Linked DNA regions of Homo sapiens: region 2 is linked to region 1. A link is a contact called in ENCODE Hi-C or POLR2A ChIA-PET data. All regions are on one chromosome and are shown on one strand. Each heading gives the region's core, a stretch centred on a gene start or an enhancer-like site at or near the end of the contact. The rest is flanking DNA. Distances are from core to core; before and after follow the strand shown. Region 1 holds the start of HSPB7 (heat shock protein family B (small) member 7). Region 2 holds the start of EPHA2-AS1 (EPHA2 antisense RNA 1).

Region 1 (5,703 bases), core at 976-3,475:
GCCAGAGCCCTCTTCTCCCCATTCTAACCCCAGCCAGACCCCACATGCCGAGGGGCTCTGCCCTCAGGTGCCGAGGGGCTGCCCAGGGTGGTGATGGCCACAGGCCAAAGGCTCTGCAGGGACAGCGCAGGGGTGCTTCGCAGAGCTCCAGTAGCTCCAAGGAACAGGCCAGGGACATGGGGAAGAGGTGGGGCTTGGAGAGAGAGGAGGCTCCGTGGCAGTGGCTCCGAATCTGGGGCTCCTGGGGAACGTGGAGGTGACAGAGGAGAGCCGTGCCTTCCTGGATCCCCGGGCACATTGGGCATCTGCCCGCCAGGGCTGAGCGCCGGCCCCTCCCCCGCAACTCAGCCAGCACATAGTGTCCAGGGGAGTTTGGGGCGGCTGAGTCACTGTTGGGGGTGGCAGGGCTGGCACATGCTGCCTGTGGGTTTTGGTGCCCCCAGTCCATGGCATCCCTGGCAGGGACGCCCAGAAATCCACCCTTGAATGTGGAGGGGAAGAAGCCAGTCCTTGGGGGCTTAGGAGGAGGCTTGGGTCAGGTCCTCTCCTCTCTCCTGGCAGCCGTGGCTGTCCCTGGGCAACGCCCCTGTTCAGGCCTGGCCATACCCTCTCCAGGGTGGAGGCCCCAGTGCCTCCTAGAAGTTCGGACTCAGACACGCTAGAGACCCAGTGACCCTGAGACCTGTGGGCGGGCGCTGTGTGTGGTTTGGAGTGTGTGTGACCCGAAACTGCAGGGCCCCTGCCCAGCCTCGGGCCTAATTTAGGGGTCCCAAGATGGGGGATGGGTCTCCAGCTGTGGGAGGGAAGAGGGCTTGAGGTGGGTCACATGGAGAAACCCCTCCCCCCACTGCCCAGGTGAGTTCCCCACCTACCCGCATCCGCCCCCCTATAGCTACCAGAGGAGCTGTCCTCACTCTGCCATCACCATCTCACACCTGTCATCTCCCACCCTCAAGCCCCACCCCCTCAGGCTCCCTCTGCCCACATCCCTCCATCCCTCTCCCATTCCTCGGAGGCTCCCTCAGCTGCTCAGGCCCTGGAAGAAAGGATCTGGGAACCTCGGTGCAAAGAGAGGCAGTGAGGGGGCCCCATGGCCATGGGTTGCAGGGACAAGGCCTTCAGTTAGCCCTGGGGGAGTTTGGGTGGGGAAGGGACACTGGCCAGGGTCTGGGGTCCCAGGATGGTAAGGGGGAGTAGGAGACATTGGAGGCAGGAGCAGAATTTGGGATGCGGTGAGTAGGGGGTGGGGGGCTCACCTTCTCAGCCCGCACCTCGATGTGGTTGTTGGAGGTGGTGACAATGATGTCTTCAGGTGAGAAGTCTCTCACGTCCACCGCAAACTCATAGGCGTCTCCTAGGGTCTTGATGTTGCCTGCCCCACCGGGGCGGGCTGTGGGATGGGCTGCTGTGAGCGAGGCATGGAGCAGGCCTTGCATGCAGATCCGGGGGTTCTGGCTCCTTCTCTTGGGGCAAGGGGCGGCTCCCCCAGGCCCTACCTCCCCCCTAGCTGTTTCTCCCTAAGCTCCTCCTCATTCCTACAGCCCACCTTTTCTGGGGTGGGGGTGGGGCCTCACCCAGCACAGTGTGTGTGTATATGAGGCTAGGTCTGTAACAACCCCACCCCAGGCCTGGAGCCTGGGGGCTGCCCCCCACCGCTCACCCATCCAGCCCTCCAGGGCTCCAGCTGGGATTGGCTGTGGTTACAGAGCATGGGTGGCCATGGAACCATGTCCAACCCCCAGGGCCACAACTGTTCCTTAGAGGCCCACCTGTTTTCATGGCCACATCTGTCCCTGTGGCCACATCTGTCTTGGTGGCCACACATGGCTGCAGGCTGTGCAGCACCTGTTCCAGGCCGACCGGCAGCCACAGCGCCTTCGGTGGCGCCCTGGAGCAGACGTCCCCTCCCTGTGCACCTCCCCTCCCCTCAGGGCCCGGATCACTTGCCTGGGAAGGCCAGGGGCTCCGAGTGGGGCCGCATGAAGCTGCCAAAGTCATCGGAAAACATGCTCAGGGCCTTCTCCATGGGCGGGTCCTGGGCCGGGAGAGCACGGGAGGCCGAGGAGGAGGTGGAAGAGGAGGAGGAAGAGGAAGAGGAATGGAAACTTCTCTCCGCTCGGAAGGTGGAAGAGGTTCTGTGGCTCATCCACGGACGGCGCCGGGCCCTGCCCAGGCGGGCGAGGGCTGGACAGGAGAGGGTGTGGGCGCAGGCCTCTGGGCGAGCGTGCCAGGCTCCGACTGCGGCCGCTTTATAAGGCCGACTGTCCCTGGGCTTGGGGCCAGCCCCTTGTCTACTAGCTAAATTTAGGCCTCTCCATGGCCCAGAGGGGGCTGGAAATCTTCTCCCGTGCGCCGGCCCTGCTGACAGCCCGACACGCAGGCCGAGAGGGCTGAGCTCACAGCCTGACATTCCAGGCTGATCACAGCAGCCCCAGGGGCCTCCTCACCACTGCACAGGGCTGGATCCTGTCTCCTTGCCACTCGGACCTCGGTGCCTGCCCCAGAACCTTGCAAGTTTGGGGTTTATTGTGTGTTTTGTTTCCCCCGTCAGCCTGGGGGCTCCTGAGGACTGTGCCTCCCCTCCAGACTCTGGTTCTCCTCCACGGCTGTACCTCCTCCATCAGTGTGCAGGCTCCTTGGGGACAGGGTAGGTGGAAGCACCACCGCTCTGTGACGTCAGGAGCTCCTTCCCTCAAGGCAGACAACCTTCACAGCCCATCTCTAAGGAAAGGTTGAGCCCTGCCAGGGGGTGTAAAATGTGCAGCTGTCCCCTGCCAGCCCCCATGGGGACCTGGATTCTGTGCCTGCACTCCCTCTGACTCTCAGAACATTCAGCAGCCCCAAGAGGACAAAGTTGGCAGCTTTCTCCTTAAAGGTCTAGAAGGTTGTGTTCCCGGCAACTGTCTGCTCCATCTCTGTGTCAGAGGTGATGCCTGCGAGCGCCTTAGGTGGGATTTCAGTCAGAGGTAAAAGAGAATTCCGGAAGACAATTATTCTAGCCCTGAGTTCTAGAATGCCTTCTGGGCATGGGCTCCTGGCTGCAAGCTGTCCAGCACGGCCCCGTTTGATCCCCACACAGCTGGGAGGGTGGAGGGGCTCTTCCCATGTTACGGACGGGGAAGCGAAGCCTCTTGGAAAGGGCGGGGCTCGCAGTTGCGTAAGTGGCAGAGCTGGGATTCGAACCTAGATGTGTTGGACCCAAAGCCCTTCAGAGGCCGAGGTGGTTTGAACATGTGCCTATGGAGACAGGCTGGCCCGGAAGAGCCAGAGAAGCCCCTCCCTACCCACCTGCTTGCTCAGCAAAGCTGGGACTGACCTTGCCCTGGGCCAGGGTGGAGGCCATTCTGAGAGGCGGCCAGGCCCTCTGCTCTGCCCAGGTTGCAGTTAAGGGCCTCTGCTGTCCTCTCCAAATCCGTCCCTTCCGTCCCAGATCAGCTCCAATGCCTCCTCCCCCAGGGAGGCCTCTCTGACTGCTCCTGCTCACATGGGCCCACACCCAGTCCAGATGCCCCCAGCACTGACTGTCTTTGTCCTCCCACAGCACCTGGCAGTGTGACATAGTCTTCCTGTGTGCTGTGACTCTCTGCTGTGTCCCTTCTTCCCTATCCAACTGGCAGTTCCCACGGGGGCGAGGGTTCACCTGTCTCCCCATTAGATTGAAGGTTCTTGAAGACGGGCAGTTTCTCTTTTGTCTGAGCCCCCTACAACCCAGTCTGGAGCTTCATCCTGGAGAGCTCCTTCTACAGGGGTATTAGCGGTGCTGGTGGTATGTGGAGTGGAAGCAGAGCAGGGCACAGGGCACAGCGGCGGGCCAGGCTGTTGCCTGGAGCAACAGGGCCTGTTGCCTCTGGCAGAGTTTCCTGCCCGTGTCGGGGCCTGTGACACCCAGCCTGGCTGAGGGGTTTCTAGGGCAGCTGGGAAGCCACCAGCACTGAGGTGAGATGGAGAGAGGGTGGGGCGGGGTGGGGGGCCCAGAGCCTGCCGCTCGCCAGGGAAACAGGAGCCGGTGGCTAAATGCAGACACACTGTCATGGTGCTGAGGGCCTGAGTCACTGCCCCTGGATGTCAGATCCCGTTACCCACCCCCGCCCACCATTCCTCCTCCCCTTTTTCCCCCTTCCCGAGGCATCACCCACACAAATACTGGATCCTCTGGCTTCACTGACCCAGAGGGACCTCAAAAGGTCATCAAGGACATTCCCCTGCCTCTACCTTCAGATCACAGAGACAGAAGGAGCTACAAAGATGATGCAGTCCTTTGAATCCCAGTCACCCAGGAGAGCTTTTCACAAACACAGACCCTTTCCTTGGACCCCAGGATTTTGATTTGGGATCTGGGGAAGGGACCTCACATCTCTTCCCATCAGCTCCCCACACAGCCAGCTCATAGGCCAGTGATGAAGCCCTCATCACTCAGTAGGTATTCATTGAAACCTTGCTATAAATAGGTGCTGGGCACTGTTCTAGGCTCTGAAGGACTCAGAGATGAATAAGGCAGAGACAGGCCCCTGCTTCCAGGCTCACCTCATCATACAGAAGAGGAAACTGAGGCTCTAGTTGATGAAAGAGTTAGGGTCAGCAGAGCTGTGCTGGCTTCAAACCGGTCATCCTGCTGAGCCACCCTGGCTGCCCTCTTCTCAGCCTCCTGGTGCACACAGGGCTGGGGGGTGAGGGTAGATGTGGACGTGCAGTGCTGGCTGTGGGACAGTAGCCAGCAGCTGCCCCAGACCAGACACTGGAAATCGGGATGTTGACAGGGCAGCCAGTTCTGGTGCTGTGCAGAGTCAACAGGTCGGGGTGGCCAAGGTGAAGGTGGGCTCGAGTCCATACAGAGCGGCAACTCCCATCCCACCTCCCACAACACACATCTTTGATTTTGATTTGACTTGCCTGGCATCTAGGGGCAAAGGGTGGCCCAGGGTCCCAGATTTTAACAATCATCCAAGGGCTATCATAAGCTTCAGAGGGTGGCTTTGTCTGGGTGGGAGTGGAGGCAATTGTCCCCAACCTCTTGCCCAAAAGTGGCATCAGACACAACTCTTCTGTTCTGTGCCCAAACCATTGCCCTGGTTCAGCCTCAGGAGCTGGAGGAGCTTTGGGCAGGGGAAGAGCTGCACAGTGTGGGGCTGGGTTCAGCCTCTGCTGTGTGACCTTGGATGAGTGACTCACCTCTCTGACCATCTACAAAATGGCGAGGCTCTCCCCATTCACAGGGTGTGGGAAGGAGGACTTGAGCTGCAGATGTGACGCTCCTGACACGTCGCAGGCACACGGCAGGTGCTTGTTCCTCGCCATGTCCCCTCACACCTGTGCTGCCATCCTCTGTTGGGGTGGGACAAACTCTGTGGAATTACCCAGAAGTCCCCACCAGAGCCGCTGGCCCTTGGACGTGTGCTTTGAGAAGCATTTCCTGAGCCTGGAGGGTCTGGACACAGGATCAAGTCCGAGTTCCTGACCCCAATTCACTGCCTTGCCCCAGGTGTCGGCCTCCTCGCCAGCCCTGGACAAGATGGGTCATCAGGATGGGACCGTGTGGCACAGCCTGCGGGCTTTGGAGCCAGGCAAACCTGGGCTGGGAATCCTGGCTCTGCCTCGGCCTCCGTGATCTTAGACAGGCAGCCCCAGCTCCCTGAGACACCATTTCTCTACAACGGGATCACGCTGCCTGCCTCGTGGGATTTCCGTGGGCACTCAGGGTAATTA
Region 2 (6,271 bases), core at 381-2,880, 140 kb after region 1:
AGCCAAGAAGCGGGATGCTCAGGTCTGGTCCTCTGTCCAGAAGGCCCTGGTTGGCAAGGGCTCGGGCCTCCCTCAGTTTCCCCATTTGTAAAAATGAGGGCAGATTCAGTGGCTGTTGATGACCTAACAGGAGCCACGTGGGCAACCAAGTATAGCCTAGGGGTGAGGGGGCAAGAAAGAAGTCTGAAGCAGCCTGGGGGTAGGTGAAAAAGGCACCTGTGTCCTCCTGCCTGCCCCCTAAGCCACCCCCAGGCAGACCCACCACATACAGCCTGATTCCCAGGAACTGAAACCAGCAGCTGCCAGCTAGGCCATCATGCCCACCCCCACCTAGGCACACTTCTCTAGGGACTCTTTCACGGGGACTCAGAGTCGAAGCAAAAATGTACCCCCACCCCAGTGCAATACACAAGCCTTTCCCCCTGCATCCCATGGGGTGTGGGGGTGGGGTTTAATCACACAGGCTGGGGAGAGGTGGACACAGGGGACAAGGACAAGGCAGCTCCAGGCTTCCAGGCCAGCTTGGGGACTGCAGCAGCAAAGCACCCGCCTAATCCCCCACCCCCCCATGGGCAGCCGAGGAGAAAGGCCTATAGTGATTCCAGCTGTCTCTCCCCTTCTCTCCAACCACAGTCCCCCAGGAAGGGGGAGGACCAAACGTTGGTGGGGCGGATATTGAGGGTGGCAGAAATCCTTGCCATGAGCTCCTGCAACCAGAAGTCCCGGTTGAGACCCCAACCCGGGCCCTGTCACTCCAGAGACTGAGACAGGATGCCACCCCCAACACCTGCCACTGCCCAACGGCTCCAGATCCGGCCTCTTTTCCTCCCAACACAGAACAGCAAAACCTCCAAACCCAGTTTGGGAGGCAGAAAAAGAAGGAAACAGGCCGGGGGTGGTGGCTCATGCCTGTAATCGCAGCACTTTGGGAGGCCGCGGCGGGTGGATCACCTGAGGTCAGGAGTTCAGAATCAGCCTGGCCAACATGGTGAAACCTCGTCTCCACTAAAAGATGCAAAAATTAGACGCGCCTGGTGGCGGGCACCTGTAATCCCAGCTACTAGGGAGGCTTGAGACAGGAGAATAGCTTGAACCCGGGAGGCAGAGGTTGCAGTGAGCCGAGATTGCGCCATTGCACTCCAGTCTGGGCAACAAGTGCGAAACTCCGTCTCAAAAAAAAAAAAAAAAAAAAAAAAGAAGGAAACTTCTCACCGGCCCAAGTTTCCTCCCGGCTTCCCCCTTGTGGAGCCTGCGGAAACCTCGCTCTGCCCAGGCAGGAGGGGAAGCCTTGCCCTCACTGTTGGAAATTGAAGCTGGCCTGGGCTGGGTGGACAGGAAGGTCTTCGGCCAGGGCAGGAGCCCCCATCCTCGCCCTGACCCTAGCGGAGGGACAACACCCCCACCACGCACCCGCTGCGCCATGAGCAAAGTCTGCGGCCCCTCACTCGGCGCGGCTCCGGGAACACTGGGGCGGGGGTGGGTGATTCAGTCCCCCACCCCCGGGTGTCCTGACTCCCTGGTGGCCCTGGGCTGACAGCTCCACACCTTGGGAGGCCGCACCCCCACCTGCCGCATTTCCTCGTTCTGAGTCACCCTTGCTCAGAACGCTTGACTTTGGGACTTCCTGTCCGCACTCGCGGCCCCTAACCTGCCCCGGGAGCCCGGGAGTGCGGCTTGGGAAGGAGGGAAAGGAGTGTGTGAGCAGGGATTGGCCCGAACCTATCTCCACGCTCTCCCCCGGGACTGGAGGTGAAGGGGGGCGTGGAGAAAATCTCAGGGAACAGGGGCTTCGACAGGGGGCTCCCGCCCGCCCGAGCCCCCTCCCCAAAATGCGAGGCCTGCACAGTATGCCTTCTCCGCAAAACCTCGGCAAGCGGGTTAGTGAATTCAGGTCACTAAGAAGCTGAGCCCGCGGAAAGCTGCCCAAACACCCCCTTCTCTAGGGGACTCCCCACGCCCCCCGCCGGGACGCGTTCCCGAAGTCGCCGCCTGGACTGCAACCGCGTGGCCTGCGCCGCGTCCTCTTCTCCGCAGCCTCCGAGGCCCGTGCGACCAAGCTGAAACCGCTTATTCTCCGGAGCCCCTATGACCCCGGGTGGGGGCCAGGGCTCGCCTCGATCGCAGCCCGTGCGCCCTCCGGACTCCAGTTCGCCGGGACTGGGCGACACCAGGTAGGTTCCAAAGTTGCGCGCGTCAAGGAGCGCCGGGCTCTAGGGGGCACTGGGGCCCGGGGGCCAGGGGTCCAGACGCCGCGCGCACTCACCTTCCTTGCCCTGCGCCGCCGCGGCCGCGGCCAGCGCACAGCCCCACAGCAGGGCGAAGCAGGCGCGGGCTGCCTGGAGCTCCATGCCGCGCTTCTCGCTCTCGGTCCGATCCCCCCGAGCCCGGCTCCCGCACACCCGCACGCCTGCACGCCGGCCTCGGTGTCCGCTCCCGCCCGCCGGCCTGCGCGCAACTTCTGCCCCTCCTGCCCCGAGTCCTTAATGGAAGTTGGGTGAGAACCGACTCCTGTTCATTCATGCCCTGCGTGACGTCACCAACGCCCGCCCTCAGGAATGTCTTTAAAGGGGCCGGGCTGGCACCCGGAGGAGAGGGAGGGGAAGTCCGGAGGGGTTTGGAGGAGGACCTTGGGGCCCTCTGGACTCGCGGGCTCCCCGCAGGCCTTCCAAAGTTTGAGCGTCTCAAAGCGCCAGCGCCCCTACGGATTAGCCCCCAGGGATCTCTGAGCCTGGTATCCTCGGTGGAAACGTTTAATGGTTTTGCGCTGAGCCATACCCATTCTGCCCTTCACCTCTGAGACTGAGCTCAATGCGACTGAGCTCAACGCTGGCCTGAAGGTCTGAGCTGAAATGGATTGGGGGTCCAATAAGCAGTTGCCTCCTAAGCAGCAGGCCTGAGAGAGTGGCCCAGAAATAGACCTGGATGCCCTCCTTCCTAAAACCCTTGAAGAGTATATCAAGCTGCTGATGGTCAAAAAGAGTATCTCTGTTCAGAAGCCTATAAGCCTACTATGATCTGAGAATAGGTTCATTTCCTCTGGGAATGGATCAGACATGCACTATCTTATTTATTAATAATTCTCATCTGGGAGGCAGGGGTCATCATCCCCATGTTACAGAAGAGGAGACTGAGGCTCCAAGAGCAGAAACAACATGCCCAAAGGGTGCACAGCTCACGGGTAGTAGAAGCAGGATTTGAATCCTGGTGGTCTCTGCTTGAACCACTGCTTCTTTTTGGGGAAGGGGGCAAGGGGCACCCCTGGCCCCCGACCCTGGCATGGGTTGATAGGTTTTGACAGTTTGGAGGACACCTGCCTACCACCTGCCCCTTGATAAGGCCTCTTCACAAAACTTCCTCAGACATGAGCTCATCTCCCTTCCTGACAGAAGCGGCTAGTGTGAGTGAAACAAACGGGAAATTTGCTCTGGCCCGCCTGCCCAGCCACCCACGGCTGCCTGTTGGCCAATCACCATTTGACCAGTCCAGGAAGAGCAACTGTGGCAGGCCTGATTTCCTGGGAGGCCCCAGACTCCCTTTGCCTACCTCTTCCTCTCTGACCCCATCCTCGCTTTGATGCCCGGGACCTGCTACCCAGGTACGTGGGTCTTCTCTGCCGGATGTGGACATCTTGGCCTCTCGCCTTGGTGCCTACTCTTGGGAAGCGGGTCCAGACATCTCTCCTGCAGGAAGAGAGGAAGGGTTAATTACAGGCGTTGGGGATAATTAAAGCCTTTGACCAAGAGGATGGGAGGAGAGCCTTGGTCCTCTGAGAGCCTGTGAGTGTGCAAGTGCCTGTGAGAATAAGTGCATGTGTATGAGGGTGTGAGATTTTGTTGAATGTGCATTCGTGTGTATAGACATGAGAGTGTTGATGTATGTATGACTGTGTGTGAGTGTGTGTATGGACATAAGTGTTGTATGTGACTGGGCAGGGTGGCTCAGGCCTGTAATTCCAGCACTTTGGGAGGCCGAGGCAGGCAGATCATTTGAGGTCAGGAGCTCCAGACATGCCTGGCCAACATGGTGAAACCCCGTCTCTACTAAAAATACAAAAAAATTAGCTGGGCGTGGTGCCACTCACCTGTAATCCCATCTACTAAGGAGGCTAAGGCAGGAGAATCACTTGAACCCCAGAGGCAGAGATTGCAGTGAGCCGAGATTGCGCCACTCACTGCACTCCAGCCTGGGCCAGCAAGACTCTGTCTCAAAAAAAAAAAGAAAAAAGTGTTGGTATATGTGTGTATAAGTGTGTGTGCATGGGCATGAGAGGATTTGGGTATGAGTGTGTGTCTGTGTGTGTTTTTGTGGATTGTGTGGATGTGTCTAGATGTGTGTATGAGTGTGCATGTGGGTGTGAGAGATTTGTGTATGAGTGCATGTGAGTGTGGATTTGTGTATGCATGTATTTGTGAGTGTGCCATACTTCACAGTAGATGTGGAGTCAGCCCATGAGTTTCTGAACAAGTTATTTCACTTTTCTGAGCCTCAGTTTGCTCCTGGAAAGATGTAAAGCCTATTTAGGAGAGTTACTGTAAAGATCAAATAAAGTCATGCATGTAAACCACAGGGGCCAGGACTACAGAAAGCACGCATGAAATCTCAGCTGTTACTGGGTTACATGCGGTTCAGCAACAGGAAGCCACATCCGTGGAGAGCAGGGCATGTGTTGTGCCCAGGGCTCTGTGGACAGGCACATGGGGTGTGTGGATGAGTGTGAGCATGTGTGTAGTACGTGGTTTGGATAAGTGTTTTGCATGTTGTATTGGAGCCTCTGGGCTAGGGACACTGGCGTGTGTAAGACTCCATGTGAGTTGTGTGGAAGCCACTGCTTGTACATGTGTGTTACATGCCACTTGCAGGCTCCATCTGTCAGATGTGTCACTAGAGGACACACTGCAGGAGGACAGGGATGTTTGTAGAAAACAGACAGTGCCTGGGCCAGGCGCGGTGGCTCACGCCTGTAATCCCAGCACTTTGGGAGGCCGAGGCAGATAGATCACTTGAGGTCAGGAGTTTGAGACCAAGCTTGTCATCATGGTGAAACCCCGTCTCTACTAAAAATACAAAAATTAGCCGGGCGTGGTGGCGCATGCCCGTAATCCCAGCTGCTCGAGTTGGAGGCAGGAAAGTCGCTTGAACCCAGGAGGTGGAGGTTGCAGTGAGCCGAGACCGCGGCACTGCACTCCAGCCTGGGTGACAGAGCGAGAGCCAAAAACAAAAAAAGAAAACAGACAGTGCCTGATACATACTAGATATTCAGCAAGCCTCCGCTGAATGAATGAACTAATGAGTGAATGACAGTGTTGCGAGTTCTGTGTTGCGTGAAAGTCTCTGTGTGTAGTGTTGGTTGGTCCTTCTGGTGGCAAGTGTGGGTTTCCATGTGTGGCCTCAAAAGGTTGAATCCAAGCACACACACGGCAGGGGTGCAGGCAGGCCCTGATGGCTGTGGGGCGTGTGCCCAGCAGTATGTGCACAAGTTGGGGGCTGAGAGCATAGGGCAGGGTGTTGCTCATCTGCAGCATGTGACGTGAACAGAGGCCTATGGAAAGGAGTGGTATGTCAGGTGGTGGCAAGAGGGTGTTCCACCTGGCTTTTCCCTGGCTTTTAGTCACCCATTTAATGACACACCCTTCCCTCTTTTCCTGTCCGACTCAGAGTCTTTCCCGCTCTAGGTGACTGGGTGCTAAGGAGGAAAGTTCTTCAGTGAGTCTTATAAAGCGGCACCAAAACGCGGTATTTATAGTGACATAATCAGCCCTAATGGAGATGGAATTACCCCATAAAGGCCCCAAGGAGCCCTCAGGGCCTCAGCGCCACTGCAGCAGACAAGGCTCCTGTACAGGCAGGTGGAGCCCGAGTGAGTGTGTGTTTGTGTGTGACTGCCTCTCCTGCCAATCCCTGCCTCCGGCCCACCAGCCTGCTTAGGGGCCCACCTTTGCTAGGACTTAGCTGGGGCTGGGTACTGGGGGCAAGGAGATGACAAAGGTGAATGCTGAAGCCATGGCCTCACTTACCCCACCTTTGATCTGTGCCTGCCTTTGGCCAAGAGCATCAGAAAAAAAATAATGCGGCCTGGGCAATACAGTGAGACCCCATCTCTACAAAAGAAAAAAGAAAAAAAATTAGCTGGGCATGGTGGTGAGCACCCGTGGCCTCAGCTACTCGGGCGGCTGAGGAAGGAGGATTGCTTGAGCCTAGGAGGTCAAGGCTGCAATGAGCCGTGATTGCACCACTGCACTCCAGCCTAGGCAACCAAGTGAGACCCTGTTTC

Evidence for each region. Hi-C counts contacts between places; a loop is a spot of excess contacts on that map. ChIA-PET counts read pairs that join two places held with the same protein, here RNA polymerase II (POLR2A). Pooled maps may share reads with other maps.
Region 2: a loop to region 1 is called in a pooled map, with 6 times the contacts of the local background. The contact joins the promoter of EPHA2-AS1 here to the promoter of HSPB7 in region 1. A Hi-C loop is called at or near these places in 3 of 168 maps with a recorded cell type or tissue (ascending aorta, cardiac septum and chondrocyte) and 6 of 50 pooled maps. POLR2A ChIA-PET finds 5 or more read pairs at or near these places in 1 of 52 experiments (H1).

The regions. Positions count from the first base shown.
Region 1 is chr1:16,015,818-16,021,520 of GRCh38, forward strand. It overlaps HSPB7 (heat shock protein family B (small) member 7), which reads right to left and starts at 2,226. Exons shown (of 3, transcript NM_014424.5): 1 at 1,948-2,226; 2 at 1,257-1,390. The coding sequence starts at 2,146. RefSeq lists enhancers at 1,028-1,774, 1,775-2,519.
Region 2 is chr1:16,153,585-16,159,855 of GRCh38, forward strand. It overlaps EPHA2-AS1 (EPHA2 antisense RNA 1), which reads left to right and starts at 1,631. Exons shown (of 3, transcript NR_187275.1): 1 at 1,631-2,171; 2 at 3,387-3,595. It overlaps EPHA2 (EPH receptor A2), which reads right to left and starts at 2,485. Exons shown (of 17, transcript NM_004431.5): 1 at 2,264-2,485. The coding sequence starts at 2,348.